Linked DNA regions of Homo sapiens: region 1 is linked to region 2. Evidence: read pairs that join two places in POLR2A ChIA-PET (ENCODE). Cell type or tissue: GM12878. All regions are shown on one strand. Links, peaks and the distances in the headings refer to the core of each region. The heading gives the core; the rest is flanking DNA. Region 1 holds the start of ASIC3 (acid sensing ion channel subunit 3). Region 2 holds the start of REPIN1 (replication initiator 1).

Region 1 (8,318 bases), core at 312-8,311, 680 kb after region 2:
GCCCATGTTTGGGTGCTGGATGTTCCCCACAGCCACAGAGACCCGGGAGGCTGGGAAGGTGGCTTGGAACTGCAGGCACAGGGCAGGGTGTGGGTCATCCTGGCCTGAGGCACTGCCATGGCTGGGGAGGGGCATTTGGCAACTCCCTTGGAGTGCACCAAGCCCTGCTGGCGGTGTCACACCACCCTCAGAGGCAGGGCAAGTGTGCACAGTGGCTGAGGGACCCAGAGGTGGGATGAGCCAGTGCAGGGGGAACCCAGAGGAGGAGTGTACACAGTGTGGGGTGGGGGGTCAGAGGCAGGAGGAGGGTGCACAGTGCGGGGTGGGGGTCAGAGACAGGACTAGGGTGCACAGTGCGGGGTGGAGGGTCAGAGACAGGACTAGGGTGCACAGTGTGGGGTGGAGGGTCAGAGACAGGACTAGGGTGCACAGTGCGGGGTGGAGGGTCAGAGACAGGACTAGGGTGCACAGTGTGGGGTGGAGGGTCAGAGGCAGGACTAGGGTGCACAGTGCAAGGTGGAGGGTCAGAGGCAGGACGAGCGTACACAGTGCGGGGTAGAGGGTCAGAGGCAGGACGAGGGTGCACAGTGCGGGGTGGGGGGTCAGAGGCAGGAGGAGGGTGCACAGTGCGGGGTGGGGGTCAGAGGCAGGAGGAGGGTGCACGGTGTGGGGTGGGGGGTCAGAGGCAGGAGGAGGATGCACAGTGCGGGGTGGGGGTCAGAGGCAGGAGGAGGGTGCACAGTGCTGAGAGGGGCACTTAGAGGATCTTGATGGGCGTTCAGGAAGGACCCTGTGCCCCTTTGTGGGCCACCCTCAAGTGCACAGCTTCAGGCTCCTGCCCTGCCCCTCCCTTCCCAGGTGAACGGGGCACTACCCTGTCTGGGGGCCAGAAGCAGCGCCTGGCCATCGCCCGAGCCCTTATCAAGCAGCCCACGGTGCTGATACTGGATGAAGCTACCAGCGCGCTGGATGCAGAGTCCGAGCGGGTTGTACAGGAGGCCCTGGACCGGGCCAGTGCAGGCCGCACGGTGCTGGTAATTGCCCACCGGCTCAGCACTGTCCGTGGGGCCCACTGCATTGTCGTCATGGCCGATGGCCGTGTCTGGGAGGTTAGTTGTCCTGGGGGCGTGGATCAGTGGGTTGAGGATGGCTTCATCACGGACAGTGGCACAATGCTGCAATGAGTTATATGAAGTTGTGGCCTGGCCCCAGGGCCTTGGGGGCTATATTCTGGAAGCAGCGTCCCATATAGAGTCAGGAGTTCCTGCATTCAGCCAAGCCCTGGCCTCTCAGGCCCTCAGTTTCTTCTTCTGTCCCCTGGGATAGTATAATTGCACCATCAGCTCCCAGGATCAAAAGGAAAAGTACTAGCCGGGTGCCTGTAATCCCAGCACTTTGGGAAGCCAAGGCAGAAGGATCTCTTGAGGCTAGCCTGGGCAGCATAGCGGGACCCTGTCTCTACAAAATACCAAAAAAAAAAAATTAGCCGGATGTGGTGGCATGCACCTGTACTCCCAGCTACTCTGGAGGCGGAGGCGGGAGGATTACTTGAGCCCCAGAGGTTGAGGCTGCAGTGAACAATGATTGTGCCATTGCGCTCCAGCCTGGCATCAGAATGAGACCCTGTCTCAAAAAACAAAAAGGAAACATACTCAGAGTATGGTGCTGGGAGCAAGGAGCAGGGCTAGCTGCCCAGGGTATCAGGTGCAGGAGAAGCAGCGCCAAGGAACCTGTGCAGGGAGTCAGGAGTAGGACCCCAGAGGCCGTGTGGCGTTGGCTAACAGCCACTCATTCAAGCCAAGGCTGAGGGGCTCGTGCAGGGAGACGGATCCTGAGTTGGAGCCTTGGGCTCTGTAAGGGGGACAGAGGGAATCATGTTCTTCCAAAATTCAGCTAAGTAAGGAAGTGGCAGTAACTAATGCAGCATGCCAGTGGCGGTTCCTTTCAGATTGGGCATTGGTTTCAGAGTGTCCCCAGAAGGGACACCGGCCTAAGTGACCATGGGCCCAATGGCTGATAGAGAGGCTCAGCTCTCTGAGGGTTCTGAAGCCTGCATGCCTTGGAGCAACCATCCGCCCTTCCCTCCCATCTTCCAGGCTGGGACACATGAAGAGCTCCTGAAGAAAGGCGGGCTATACGCCGAGCTCATCCGGAGGCAGGCCCTGGATGCCCCGAGGACAGCGGCCCCACCGCCCAAAAAGCCAGAAGGCCCCAGGAGCCACCAGCACAAGTCCTGAGAAGGGCCCCCTGAGGTGTGGTCGCTGCCAAGCATCAGTGTTAGGGCTGGGGCTCAGCCTGGGGGAGCCTACTGGGGACTGAGCCCCCAGGAGGGCCAGCATGTGGAGAGTCGCTGCGGCTGCTCCTGCTCACAATAAAGCCGGGGCCGAGCAGCTGGCAGGGGAGGCCAATCCCTCCCTCCCCTCCCCAGTCCTGCCGGCTGCCTCCCTCCCACCAGAGTCTGCCAGAGTCATTGGGCTGCAATGGGCAGAGACAGAGTTCCACGAGACACCTCCACTCTATTCTCCCTTTGCCCAGACCCCTCCAGACCTCTCAAGAGACGTTCTGGCCAGTCTCCCTGCCCCACCCAGCAGCTTCAAATTGGCCAGGCCTACAGTAGCTCCAGGGAATTTTTAAAAATCAGGGTCTGGAAGTGGGCCTGGGAATTCAAACCTAGGCTCTTCCCACACCCTTGCTAGGACCTCACTTCCCTAGACTGGCGACTGACTCCCTCTCCTGTGTCCCCACTCCCTCCATGGGAGAAGGAGCCTATCCCCTGGCTCACCCCGGGACCCACAGTCCCCATCTTCCAAACAACCTCCCTCCTTTCTCCCTGCACAGTGAACACAGTCCTGATTTCTAGATTTCACCTCCCCTCCCCACCCACAAGGGACACAGGCCTAACAGGGCCCAACACTTGGGTCAGGGTAGGAGGGACGGGGCCACAATGGCCAGTTCCCACGAGAAGCGCCAGCCTGCCTGGCTGTCTTCCACCGGCCCTGCCCTGTGTGCCTGGCGTCTTTCACCCACTGAGATTGTGAACCAGCCTCCATCTACACCAAGAACACCCAGCACTGAAGGAGATGGGAGGGGCTGATGCCCACCTGGAGCTCTCTGCTTCCTGCCCACAGTGCTGACGAGTACAGAGCTAAATGGAGCAGCTACTGCAGAATCCAGTACAGAATCGGTCCAGGAGGGTGCGGCTGTGGACAGGCCAGCATCCCCAGCAGGTTCTGGGAGGCGCACCTTGAAAGGGGAAGGCAGACATCCTGAGTGATGGGCGCCTGTGGCCCTGAGACTGTGGATGAGGGGGCTAGGCTCCAGCTGGCTTCTGAGGGGCCTGGAAAGGCACACAAGTAGGTCCTTGGCTGAACTGGTGCCCCAGCAGGACCTCGTGTCCCTGCACTGCTGCAGATGCATCAGCCCTCCCCATGTTGGTGCCGCTGTCACTTCCTACTGGGATCCTTCCCCTATCCAGCCACATCCAGGCTGTGGGACTACACGGTGCCCTGTTCCCCTGGGCAGGAGAAGAGGTGGTACCTGCAATGCACCTTCACAGCCAGGCAAGCATTCTGGATTTACCCTGTGTAAAGAAGGGTGGTACCCTCTTTCAGGGGTGTGATACAGTGCATTGATGGAGCAGCTGGTGCTGCTGGGAGGCCAGCCTGGAAGAGGCAGCAGTGGCTCAAGTTTGCGTGCAGGAGCCAGAGTGGGACCCACGGGCTCTTGTGGGTGTGGTTTAGAACTAGATGGTGCTTTGGGGACAAGCCATCCAAAAACCCCAGGCCCACATCCACCCTGATTTGATATCCCACTTCCTGACAGATCAGAGGCTGTGTCTTTAAGCAGTGGAGGTCCAGGAGCAGAGCCTGGGGCTGGTTCACAGCTAAACCCCTCCTTAGGGCAGCCCAGAGTAGGGCCTCAGCTGGCAAGTCCACAAGCCCTGCTGGGGCCCTGCTTGTTGGCCTGACCCCTCCCTCACCAGGCAGCCAGCCAAGGTGGTTCCTGCTTCACCCACTCAGTCATCAGCCTCAGGCTGCCCAAAATGCCTCTGACACCAGATTTATATCTTCTGGGCGGCTTCTTTAAATCCAGCCCTTCACCCGCCCCCTAGAGAAGCAGTGAAACCCCTTGGCTAGTCCAGCTGGAAGAGCTAGACCGCAGGAGCCGCGCCGTCTTCCTAACCTCGCCTCGGCCTTCGCTCCACAGTGGAGAGTGGGAGCCTAGCTGTGCTTGATGCTGAATGCCTGTTTTGAGAGTGTGAGTGGGATCATCTACAGTAAATACTTGCAAAGCATGGCACTGTGGCTCTGGGGAGCTGGTACGCCTGTGCTGTAACCATGGTACTCAGTCCTTCCAAAGTGTTTATTAATCAAGCACCTGTCATGTGCCATTGAGCCCACGATGGGGAATGAGGACAGTCCCTGCCCCCATGAAGCTTGTGTCCTGTTGGGAGGACAGACAGGTGGCCCAGCAGTTGCAGCATGGTGTGTGCACACGTTTGGCTGGTGGAACCATGTTTCTACCACTCATGGTCAAAAAAAGCCCACCAAAGTCCTGGGAGTTCACATCTGTGTGATGATACGGCAACATTGTTTGTAATGGAAAGACTGGACACCCCCAGTGCCCATCAGTGGGGGAGTCATTAAATAAACTATGGTATGTGCACATAATGGGTGGTATGCAGCCCTTTGGAAAAATGTAGGTTTTCCAGGTCCTGGATATAGCAGCGTAAGATGGGAAATCACAGAATACCCATGTTGTGCCTGAGATGGCAGGTGGGGTACCCGTGGTACCCGGGAGGGTGGCAGGTGGGGCACCCATGTTCTACCTGGGGTGGCAGGTGAGCCCATAACCATTGTAGAGGCCAACATCCTCAGAGGCCTGAGTGTGGGGAGGTAGGCTTTGACTCCCTAGGGAGAGAGGGACACTTAGGAAACAGACGGGCCCTGGAAGTGGGACATGAAGAGTGCCCTGGCCATCCAGTGTAGGCTGAGATGCTAGGGGCACAGAAAGAAGAGATCTGCTGATGCCAGCCTTCCAACCATTTCCCAGCTTGGCCAAGAGCCAGCTCTGGTATTCGTGAAGGAACAGATCCTGGGTGAAGCTAGAGGGAAGGCCGCAGAGGCAAAAGGAGAGAGGAGCTAGGCCAGGGGTCAGCGACTGACCCTCGCGGCCAGTGTACAGGGGTTGCAACTGGGAGCCTAGGGGGCCCCAAGGCATCTCCAGGCCCAATCTACCTCTGGGCTTTTCTCAAGCTCTCCCTAGGATTACTGCGGTTTCCTCCTGGCGCCTCTCGTCTTGGACAGCCATGCCCCCCTCCATGCTGCACTAATGGCTCAGCCTGGGGCCCTAGGGACCTCTCCTACCCCCCAGACTGCTCTGTCGGCCCCCTTTCCCCCCTACTGCTGAAACCCAATCCTCTGCAGCAGCGCCGGCTCAGCACCGCCGGCTCAGCACCGCTCCGCAGCCCCTGCCTGCCACGGTCAGCTACGTCCCACCTGGTCTGCTGCGGAGTCCCCAGCCCAGTGCCTAGCCCAGTGGAGCCACCGCCTGTTCCTCGGGAAGGAACAGTGGGACCTGACCGGCCAGATCACCTCCTCCAATCCTGCCAGGCTAGTGCCTCCCTGCCTTCCAACCTTGGCTGTCTCCCACCCTCTCTTCTCCTCTCCTTGCCTGGCCTCCTGAATCCTATCTTAGCCTCCTTAGCCCCCTGACTGACTCTCTCTCGCTTCTTCCAAGCCTCTGTAGCTGGTTCCGCTCCTGGGTTCTGGCCATGAAGCCCACCTCAGGCCCAGAGGAGGCCCGGCGGCCAGCCTCGGACATCCGCGTGTTCGCCAGCAACTGCTCGATGCACGGGCTGGGCCACGTCTTCGGGCCAGGCAGCCTGAGCCTGCGCCGGGGGATGTGGGCAGCGGCCGTGGTCCTGTCAGTGGCCACCTTCCTCTACCAGGTGGCTGAGAGGGTGCGCTACTACAGGGAGTTCCACCACCAGACTGCCCTGGATGAGCGAGAAAGCCACCGGCTCATCTTCCCGGCTGTCACCCTGTGCAACATCAACCCACTGCGCCGCTCGCGCCTAACGCCCAACGACCTGCACTGGGCTGGGTCTGCGCTGCTGGGCCTGGATCCCGCAGAGCACGCCGCCTTCCTGCGCGCCCTGGGCCGGCCCCCTGCACCGCCCGGCTTCATGCCCAGTCCCACCTTTGACATGGCGCAACTCTATGCCCGTGCTGGGCACTCCCTGGATGACATGCTGCTGGACTGTCGCTTCCGTGGCCAACCTTGTGGGCCTGAGAACTTCACCACGGTGAGCTGACCTCCCTACCTATCCTGCCAGGGACCCAGAGAGCCGACCAGTCCCTGCCCAGCACCCACAATTCCCTAGCCAGCACAGGCTCCCCCAAAGCCAGGGGACCTCTTCCTTCCTACCAGCCATGGACTCCCCACCCCCCAGTGCCACTCCGTGCAGCCCAGGAAGCTGTCCTCCTTGGGGCTTTCTCTGTCTCCCAGCCCGAGGGGAGCATGTGAGGCCACACTGACCCCGGCTGGCCCTAGGCCTGAGGTCTGGCCCAGGGAGGCCCTGCTCCTGGGGCTGGGGGTCCTCCATGGTGGGACCATTCTGGGGCAGAAGACCCCTATCTCTGCCAGGAGGTGGGGGGGGCTTGCTTTCCCTCTGCCTTTTCAACATACTGCCAGCCCCGGAGGACAGCCACAGGGGCCCATTTCCTTTTCCTGCAGTTCCCAGAGAAACACAGAAAAACCTGTAGGCTGTGCCCTGGGCTTTGGTGGGGATTGGCGGGGTGGAGGAGCTGAGTTGATGGGCTCCCAAGAGCGTCCTGCAACATGTGCCCACTGGAGCGTGGGGCTGGGGGCATTGAGATGCGGGCTTCAGTATTCAAAGAAGAGACGCAAACATACCATGAGGTGGGGAGAGGTCCCATGACCATGTGCCTGCCTGGGGGAGATGGCCATCACCCTGTCTGCCCGCCCCAGATCTTCACCCGGATGGGAAAGTGCTACACATTTAACTCTGGCGCTGATGGGGCAGAGCTGCTCACCACTACTAGGGGTGGCATGGGCAATGGGCTGGACATCATGCTGGACGTGCAGCAGGAGGAATATCTACCTGTGTGGAGGGACAATGGTAGGGAGCACACAAATGAGGCTGGGGGAGGGCACGGATGGAGTGCAAAAGGCTAGGGGAAGGAGAGGAGGAGAGGAGGTGTCAGGGTGTTCCCCCAGAACCTGTGAAAGGGGCTGGGCTGGCTCATCCCAGTCCTGGGGAGAGGGGCTGCAGTGAGAGGTCTTGTCTGGTTGGGCAGGAGACCTGACCACACAGGTCAGGCCTCACAGGTCCCTCCCCGACAGAGGAGACCCCGTTTGAGGTGGGGATCCGAGTGCAGATCCACAGCCAGGAGGAGCCGCCCATCATCGATCAGCTGGGCTTGGGGGTGTCCCCGGGCTACCAGACCTTTGTTTCTTGCCAGCAGCAGCAGGTACCCTTCCGTGTGCCTCCACACCTACTACTTCAAGCCCACACCACCTCAGACCCTAAACCCTCAGCTCCTCAGACCTGTCTAGGGGCCTCTCCCCAGCTGGCCTCTCACGCTCTCCGGGAAGCCTCCTTAACCCTGTCCCCCCACAGCTGAGCTTCCTGCCACCGCCCTGGGGCGATTGCAGTTCAGCATCTCTGAACCCCAACTATGAGCCAGAGCCCTCTGATCCCCTAGGCTCCCCCAGCCCCAGCCCCAGCCCTCCCTATACCCTTATGGGGTGTCGCCTGGCCTGCGAAACCCGCTACGTGGCTCGGAAGTGCGGCTGCCGAATGGTGTACATGCCAGGTGAGGGGCTGGGGTTTTCGTCCCATGGCGGGCAGGGCCCAGGGAGCTGAGGCTGCTTCTAAAGCCATCTCCCCGGTACCCGCAGGCGACGTGCCAGTGTGCAGCCCCCAGCAGTACAAGAACTGTGCCCACCCGGCCATAGGTAAGGGCGAGCCTCCCCCACCTCCCGTCCGCCCCGCTCCGCCCGCGGGCGTCTGACGCGGCCCGGTGGCCCGCAGATGCCATGCTTCGCAAGGACTCGTGCGCCTGCCCCAACCCGTGCGCCAGCACGCGCTACGCCAAGGAGCTCTCCATGGTGCGGATCCCGAGCCGCGCCGCCGCGCGCTTCCTGGCCCGGAAGCTCAACCGCAGCGAGGCCTACATCGCGTGAGCTGCGCGGGGCGGGCGGGCTCCTCCGAGCCGGGGGCTCCCGACGGGGCGGAACGGGGCAGGCCAGGCCGTAGCCCTAGTGCGCACAGCCCGGGCGGAGGCAGCCTC
Region 2 (8,318 bases), core at 142-8,141:
CTTTTTTCTTTTAGCAAGAGACTCTGGGAACTAGATATGCGGCAGGAAAGCATCTTGTGTGGTGGAATTTGGGGACTGACATTTGATCTCAGCCCAGGGCTACTCTTACAGCGTGCGTCCCTGTCGTGCATTATACATGTTTTCATGCACTTAAAGATATTTTTAGAACTGCAGAAGTAGAAGCACTTTGATCTTTTCCTGAATAATTTTCACATGACTTAGCAGGCCTCCTTCCACCTGAGATGGGAAACCTTGGAAAGTGAGGGGGCCTTCTTCAGTGTGTGCCACTGTAGGGGTTTTTCCTCAGCCCCCCTAGATTTGTGGTTGGAACGGACTCCTGTTACAAAAGACAGATTAACAAGAGAAAAACCAGTGGAAGTTTATTAACATGTGTATTTCACATCTGCCTGGGAGACACGCAGGAATTGAGTAGTTCTCAAAGTGGTAGCTTTGAATTCCAGCTTGTATAGCATCTTCAACAAAGAAAAGCCAAGTTTTAGGGAAGCGACAGGACAAAGGAAAAGAACTTTGAGTGTCTAAGGGGAGAACTTGTAGAAAGGTAAGTAACTGGCAGATAAATAGAGTTAGTAAAGCGCCTTCATGTCCATTCCTCTGGTTCCAGCTCCAGGCCCATAAGAGTCTAAAGTTGTCTTCAGTGGTTAACTTTTCCCTGGTCGAGAGAGGGAGCAGACCCCTTTTATCCTTCTAAATCTATATCCTGCATTTAGGCAGTGGAGGGCAGAGAGCTTTCTTCCATTTACTTTTTCACTGCCTTCAAGCTCAACAACCCTTCATCTTTCGGGGCCTCCCCAACTGCGTTCTCTTGGTGCTCTCCAGCTGGGAAGGCTCAAAGGATGGGAAGTGTGTACAGCACGTACCTGTGACTGCTACCAGAGATTTGCCCCTCCTCAGGGTCAGTGAGGGATGTGCTTTCTGCTTCCTCCCCAGACTGCAAACCCCTGGAAATTAGCTGCGTGAGAGTCTTGCATATTTGCCGTAGGGATGCGGCAGGAGGTAACGGAGATGATAGTCAAGGGAAGGTTCATTAGAGCAAATTGATCCTCAGTCTCCTCCAGCTTTCCACAGTCATCCATCCAGAAATTATCAACAAGCGCTTGTTTTTATTTTGTAGTAGGTACCAAACCAAGAGTTATTTCCGTAGTTAAATAAGCGTTAAAAGTCTTCTCAGCACCCTCTCACATTGTGGGAAAACTGCACAGACCACCTCTGCCTGACTCATGATGAGGCCGGGCACCTGGCACAGTGGCAGATGGTGGGCACTGATTAAATATTTGTTGGATGTATGAGCAAGTCCTGTGGGGGGAGCTGGAACTGTATGTCTGCAAGAAGTGGGTGCAGTTTTCCCTCTTCCAGATACAGGGCCACTTCTGAACAATACTTGGGTGTCTTCACAGAGGATTTCTGGAGACACTGTTCCTGTCACCCCCTGGCATGCCAGCCCACTTTGCATCTAATCTGATAATGGGAGCCAGGCACTGTTGGAGGGGAAAATTGATCCTCCCAGGGGCCCTATCAATATTCGCTGTCCAGTGGGCCCCTTCCTGTCCAGCCCTTTCTCCGGCTAGCTTGTCAAAAGCTGAGACCGTCTCCACTGGGCTAGGCCATTGGGCCATTTGGCTGGTTGCTGGGCCATCCTCCAAGACATTTTGAAGGGTGAAGTCTCAAATACCAAGGCCTTAAGCTTCCAGCTGGCATAAAGGCTCAGGAATCCCTTCGCAACTCCTTTGCCACTCATTTTCTTTCTGCAGAGTGAAGGCACAGTCATACTTAGTTTCCTCTGGCGATGCTAAAGAGGAAGTTACAGCAGGTGGTTAACTCCTGACTGGGAGAAGAGACATTTCCTCTAATGGAGGCTGGGGAGAGAGAAAGAAGGTTAGGGCCTTGTTTAATGAAGAACCTTTCTGCTATGAAAGACGGATTACAGACAAGGAGAAGATACTTTGTGAGTCTATGAAGGAATTCTGCTTCGCAGGCTCTTGCAGGAACGTAGGGATCAAGTGGAATTTTAGGAATGGAGAAGCATTAGATGTCCAAACTCACTCGTTAACCCTGGGGGATCCCACGCTTACCCTGTGCCCAGGCCAGCACACATGCAACTTTAGTGGTTAACATTGAGGACACAGGGGCACTGCTTGGGTTCAAATCAGCCACTATCCCGCTGAGTGGCCTTGAGTAAGTTCCTGAACATTTCAGAGTCTCGGTTGTTACATTTGTAAAATAAGGACCAGAAGAGTATTGCATAGGGTTGTTGAGTGGATTAAATGAGATATGTATGTGAGGAGTTTATCACCATGCCTGACACAAAGTAAAGCCTCCCAAAATGTTAACTAATAAATTACTAAGTATTTAGGTAAAAACTGGAGCATCTTCTTATTGTACTGTTGGTAGAAAAATTCATTCTTCCGTAACTACTAAACTTGGCCTATATTCCACAATATGCTATAACCATATTTTCAGAACCCCCAAACTATATGATATGACAAAGACTTTTTTCATATTTGTGAATTTTATTTTATAAAGTATAAAAGTTGGGCTGGGTGCGGTAGCTCACACCTGTAATCCCAGCACTTTGGGAGGCCAAGGTGGGCCGATCACCTGAGGTCAGGAGTTCAGGAGTTCAAGACTAGCCTGGCTAACATGGCAAAACCCCATCTCTACTAAAAATACAAAAATTAGCCAGGTGTAGTGGTGCGTGCCTGTAATCCCAGCTACTAGGGAGGCTGAGGCAGGAGAATCACTTGAACCTGGGAGGCGGAGGTTGCACTGAGCTGATATTGCACCATTGCACTCCAACCTGGGTGACAGAGCTAGACACTGTCTCAAAAAAAAAAAAAAAGTATAAAAGTTAAGTAGTTAATGTACAGATTAGTCAACTTGACTGGGACAGGTAAAATAAGACCTGAATGAATGGAGTGGAGAGAATGAATCTTAAAGACAATCACGTTTTTAAAACATTGACAAGAAATTCTAAAGTTCATTTTGTTACAAAACTGAACTGGGGTCTACTTGCCCGGCGCAGTAAGAGGAAACACCAACACTGAGGTTGTGCATCCGGAGAAAGGAGCACATTTATTTGCAGGGCACCAAGCGAGGAGAAGTGGGTCATACTTAAGATACAACCTCTTCGATGGTTTACAAGCAAGGTTTTTTTTTTCCCCCAGTCGGAGTCTAGCTCTGCCGCCCAGACTTGAGTACAGTGGCATGATCTTGGCTCACTGCAACCTCCGCCTCCTGGGTTCAAGTGATTCTCCTGCCTCAGCCTCCCGAGTAGCTGGGATTACAGGCTCCTGCCACCACGTCCAGCTAATTTTTGTATTTTTAGTAGAGACGAGGTTTCACTGTGTTGGCCAGGCTGGTCTTGAACTCCTGACTTTGTGATCCGCCCACCTCGGCCTCCCAAAGTGCTGGGATTACAAGCATGAGCCACTGGGCCCGGCCACAAGCAAGTGTTTTTAAAAGCAGGGGTAAATTTCAGGAAAGGAGAAGTTATGGGCAAAATCGTGAATTGATACATGGAGGTTATGCACTGGTTTAGCCTCAAAGGGCAGGGTATTTTGAAGGAGGAGCCTTAAAGGTCATACATGAATTCAAAGACTCTGATTTGTGATAAGTTAAGGAAGCAAAGCTTTGCCTAAAACCTTGGGGTTAGCAGAAAGGAATGTTCAGGTCTGGTCCAACTTCCATCAGGATCCTCAGGAAGAAATTTAGAACAAAGAACAGCAGAGCTTAGTCCTCAGTTCCCTCTTGTCTGAGGTCTGCAGGCCAGGGCATCCACTTGGGAGGGGGGCCCAGGTTTCTGAAGAGCAACTCAGGGACATATATTAAGATGTTATCTTTAGTTTCTATAGGGAACCAAACATTTTGTGACTGTAACTTCCTTGTTTTAAGCTACAGTTACCTTCTTGTTTATTAGGTTGCTAGCTGGGTGCCTGGAATTTCCCTTGAAGGAATTCAAGATTTTCCTTTATTTCCATGCTTGCCCCCTCCCCACTTCCTGCAGGCCTGTAAGAGGGGTGCCGGCTCCATGTCAGTTTGGAAGAATAAATGAAGTGATTCTAGCCAAGAAGTTATGAAGAATAAAAAAACCCAGAATCTTTGTGTAGGGGAAGTACTTAAACTACCAGCTACCAAAACTTATTTTCTGTGATAAAACTGCAGACATTCAATGTAGTTTTAGGTTGCGGGTAGCCTCTCTAAACATAACTCTAAAGGCAGAAACCATAAAGGAAGACTGCTAAGTTTTGGCACATTAAAACAAAACTTTCTCGCCGGGCACGGTGGCTCATGCCTGTAATCCCAGCACTTTGGGAGGCCAAGGCGGGCAGATCACGAGGTCAGGGGATCGAGACCATCCTGGCTAACACAGTGAAACCCCGTCTCTACTAAAAATACAAAAAAATAGCTGGGCGTGGTGGCGGGCACTTGTAGTCCCAGCTGCTCGGGAGGCTGAGGCAGGAGAATGGCGAGAACCTATGAGACGGAGCTTGCAGTGAACCGAGATCACACCTCCCTCTACACTCCAGCCTGGGAGACAAGCCAGACTCCATCTCAAAATAAATAAATAAATAAATAAATAAATAAATAAATAAATAATAAAATAAAAATAAAACAAAACTTTCTTATGCTCGCTTCAGCAGCACATAGACTAAAGCAAAACTTTCTCACATCAACAACTGAAAAGGTAGGCCGGATGCAGTGGTTCACATCTGTAATCCCAACACTTTGGGAGGCTGGGGCGGGAGGATCGTTTGAGACCAGCCTGGGCAACACAGTGAGACCCCATCTCTACAGAAGAAAAACATTAAAATAAAATAATTAGCTGGATGTGGTGATGTGATCCTGTAGTCCCAGCTACTCAGAGGCCGAGGTGGGAGGATTGCTTGAGCTCAGGAAGTCCTGGCTTCAGTGAGCCATGATAGTGCTACTGCACTCCAGCTCTGGTGACAGAGTGAAACCCTGTCTCAAAAAAAAAAAAAAAAAAAGTTAACAAGTACGAGGAAACACGTCTGCAACAAACATGACAAGTCTTTAATACCTGTACTTTATGAGTGCCCCCCAAACAATAAACCAACTCCCCAACTTTTAAAATGGGCAAATAGAAAAGTGGGCAAATGGACATAAACAAATTCACAAGAGAAAATAAAACTGGCAAAAAATAACCATGTGAAAAAACAATCCAGCTAACTAGTACTCTAAGAAATGCAAGTACAAAAGATGAGAAATAACCATTTCAAACTAAATTTTTTTTTTAAAAAAGTCTGTGTTGTCAAGTATATGGAAAATGGGCATTTCTCAGGGAAAACTAATACGTTTTCCTGGAAGATAATTTAGAAAACATTTAAAAAATATATTCCTTTTATACAGCCATAAATAATCATGTTTAAAAGAATATCTAATAAAATGGAAGAAAATTCACAAGATCGTGTTAAGTGAAGAAGGCAGAATACATCTTCGCAAGGCATTATTCCAATTATGCCAGACATGCCATGGATATACGTAGAGAAAACACCGGAGGCAACATACCAAAATATTAAATGTAATTGACTCTACGAGGTAAAACTGAGTTTTATGTTCCCCTATTTCCTATTTATGCAATAGATTTAAAAAGTATTTTTACGACTAATTATACAATTCAAAAATTGCCTGTGTTGAAAAGCATGAAAGTACATGAAATTGTACTACCCTGGAAACCCCAGGAAGTGTTTAGTTTGGAAAGCCAGGGCCACCTGCTAGTGGGTGAGTCATGGGCACAGGCTCGCACCTGCCACCGCAGACGCCACACAGGCTGCTGAGCCTTTCCAAGCGAAATGCCCCACGTGCGCCAACGGCCACCTCGGCCGTCGCCCCACGCTTGGCCCGCAGCCAGAGGAAGCCCAGCAACTTCTGCTCTTTCTTAATTTCTAGAAAAGAGTGAAGAGAGGCCTTTTCAAAGTTCGCAGGATCGGGCCTTTTTGTGCTCCACTTTGGAACAAATCGGAAGCTAGGGCCTTCCAGGTGCGCCACCGCCGTCCCGGGACCGCCGCGGCCGCAAGCGTCCGCACTGCGGCCGGGGTGCGCGGCCTGAGAAAGGCCCGGGCAACGACGCTCCGGGGGCTTGCCGGAGCCCTCTTTGAAGTCTCCCGACGGGCTCCCAGCCTCTCATAAGGCAGCTAAGGCCGAACACCCCGGTGACCATAGGCCAGCCACGCGGTCGCCCGGGGACGCGCGTGCTCCGCAGGGACAAAGGGTCGGGAAACTTGAGCTCCGGCCAGTCCCAGAGAAACCCGGGCTGGTGGTCGCCATGGCAACGGAGTCCGACCCTCCGAGGCCTGCCGCCCTGGCGCGGCAGTGGCTTGAGTGACCCGGCCCGCTCTTGGCGGGGGCGCCCGCGCCCCGGCCCCGGCAGTCCCTCCCCGCCCCCAGGCCGCGGCCGCGGGAGCCGGCGACTGACCCTCGGCAGCTCCTGTAGTCACGTGGCGCTGGGAACCCGGCGGGGGGAGGTTGGGGACGGGCCTGGCAGTTGTGAACTCGAACCTGCCGCTGTCGCCGCGGCGGGGCGGGGAGCGAGAGTGGGCCGCGGAGGCCGGCCTTCGGGCTCCATGGACGGGCGCCGCGTCCCTGCACAGCCCGCCGCAGAGGTACGGCCGGGGCAGGGGCGCGGGGCCACCGCGGGCCCGCGGGGGGCCGCTCCACCTGCGGGGCGCGTGACCGTGAGTGTGCGCGACCGTGTGTGAGTGCGCGGGGGGGGACGCTGCTGGATCTGCGGGGGTGGGGGAGCGCACCTGCGCACAGGCTCCGCGAGCTGCGCCGTGCGTGGGACCCGAAATGGCTCACTCGCAAGAACGGGACCCGTGTGCCCGGGAGCGTGGACGGAGGACACGCATCAGTACAAAAGGGCGGTGTGGGGCTTCTGCCACCCGCGGCCAGCCGCGATGCGGAAGGGGATTCTGACGGAGTCGTGGTCACACCAGCTGGCCCTGCGCAGCCCCATGGGAAATAGGCCTGGAATTCCTGTCGGGAGGAGGCTGGGGGAAGGGGAGCCAGCAGGGATTCCAGAGTTCCTGCCATAGGCCGGCCTTTGGCCATCAGGGAAAGCCCAGACTCTGGCCACAGAATGGAGAATTCGTTCCGTGACCTTACCAGGGAAGAAAGTGACCCCGAAAGACAGCAGTGTGCTTCCTTGTTGAAGGGGCACATTCATTTATTAATCCAATGTCCATTAAGGTCACTCTGCCAGGCAGGATGTGGGGCTTATGGCTGGTGCGTGTGGCTTTGTGGGGGGAGGGGTTGTGGCTGGTGAGGACACAAAGCTGACTGCCCTAGAGGAGCTCAGAGCCTCACTTCTGTTTTCTCTTCCCTCCCCACAGGTAAGGCTGGCCTCTCTGCAGTCAGAGGTCTGAGCTCTGCCATGGGGATAGGGGTGTCTTTATTACTGCAGTTTTCTCTAACACCTGGGGGCTACCGGAGTGTGGGCCGAAGCAGGCGCTGCAGCCGCGGAAGTATCCCCAGGAACATCCCCAAGAGGAGCTGGAAAAAGCCTCATCCCCAGCTCTGCAGTCTCCAGGGTAGAGTCTGGCCTTTGCTGTGCTCCCAAACCACGCCACAACAGGGGTGCACGGGCGTCCCCATCCCGGCGGAAGGAAATGGCCCTTTCTCATATCCTGGGGTCTTCCCTGTGCACAGTCTGACACTGGGAATGAGTGACCTTTGTGTTCCCTGAGAAGAGAGAGTGCGCTCTAGGGAATTTAGAAGGATGTGTCTGGAGCTTGTGAGCAGGCACAGAAGGGCCCTTAGGAGCCTAACTGCTTCCTTCCTCCTTCCGCGGAGGAGGCTCCTGTGCAGGAATCTGGGCTCCCCTGAGCTGTGGAAGAGCTGAACATGGGGCAGCCCCTGGCGAGGTTGGGGCAGGACCGGGCAGGGGACTGAGATTGCAGTCTCATCTTCCCTCCCCTTCTATTGCCCCAGTAATCTCCAGCACCCCGAGGGAGGCAGAGCCGGTGATCAGGCCCCGAGGGCAGCAGGCTGTGGGTGTTCCTTGGATTCAGGGAGAGCCTTCCTTCCTGCAATGTCCTAATTTGTGTGGGTGGAAGAGGGCAGGCGGGCAGAATGGGGGCACAGTCTGGGCAGGCGGTGGTCTGGCGTTAGACTGCCGGGAGTAGCACCCAGGGCTCTGCTCCTGTTCCCCGAGAAGGGCTGTTCTCACTTGTCCTCCAGCCTCCTACGGAGACTGCAGTTAGTGATGCTGAAAGTGCCTCCCCTGTGGGGCTAGGAATGAAAAGCTATAGACACCTTTTTCTCTGAGATCTTTGCAAACCCAG

The links. ChIA-PET counts read pairs that join two places held together with the same protein. Peaks named below come from ENCODE experiments on the same cell type or tissue, not always from the same donor. Only the 100,000 strongest peaks of a DNase experiment are listed, where the experiment ranks them.
Region 1: POLR2A ChIA-PET joins it to region 2 with 11 read pairs; 3 of 35 experiments call an interaction of 5 or more read pairs at or near these places.

What each region holds. Positions count from the first base shown.
Region 1 is chr7:151,043,113-151,051,430 of GRCh38, forward strand. ABCB8 (ATP binding cassette subfamily B member 8) reads left to right here. Exons shown (of 16, transcript NM_007188.5): 15 at 859-1,109; 16 at 2,097-4,670. The coding sequence ends at 2,237. It overlaps ASIC3 (acid sensing ion channel subunit 3), which reads left to right and starts at 5,419. Exons shown (of 11, transcript NM_004769.4): 1 at 5,419-6,307; 2 at 6,994-7,144; 3 at 7,369-7,496; 4 at 7,646-7,841; 5 at 7,927-7,983; 6 at 8,060-8,207. The coding sequence starts at 5,774. RefSeq lists an enhancer at 6,931-7,569 and a silencer at 8,002-8,111. In GM12878, for the core only: no CTCF peak of the experiment used is centred there; no DNase peak of the experiment used is centred there.
Region 2 is chr7:150,362,304-150,370,621 of GRCh38, forward strand. It overlaps REPIN1 (replication initiator 1), which reads left to right and starts at 6,519. Exons shown (of 3, transcript NM_001099695.2): 1 at 6,519-6,638; 2 at 7,368-7,565. The coding sequence starts at 7,409. REPIN1-AS1 (REPIN1 antisense RNA 1) reads right to left here. Exons shown (of 4, transcript NR_183429.1): 4 at 355-1,874. RefSeq lists silencers at 1,828-1,877, 6,303-6,772, 7,283-7,432 and enhancers at 5,993-6,052, 6,092-6,896, 6,897-7,702, 7,703-8,318. In GM12878, for the core only: no CTCF peak of the experiment used is centred there; no DNase peak of the experiment used is centred there; H3K4me3 peaks cover 2,578 bases; H3K27ac peaks cover 5,000 bases.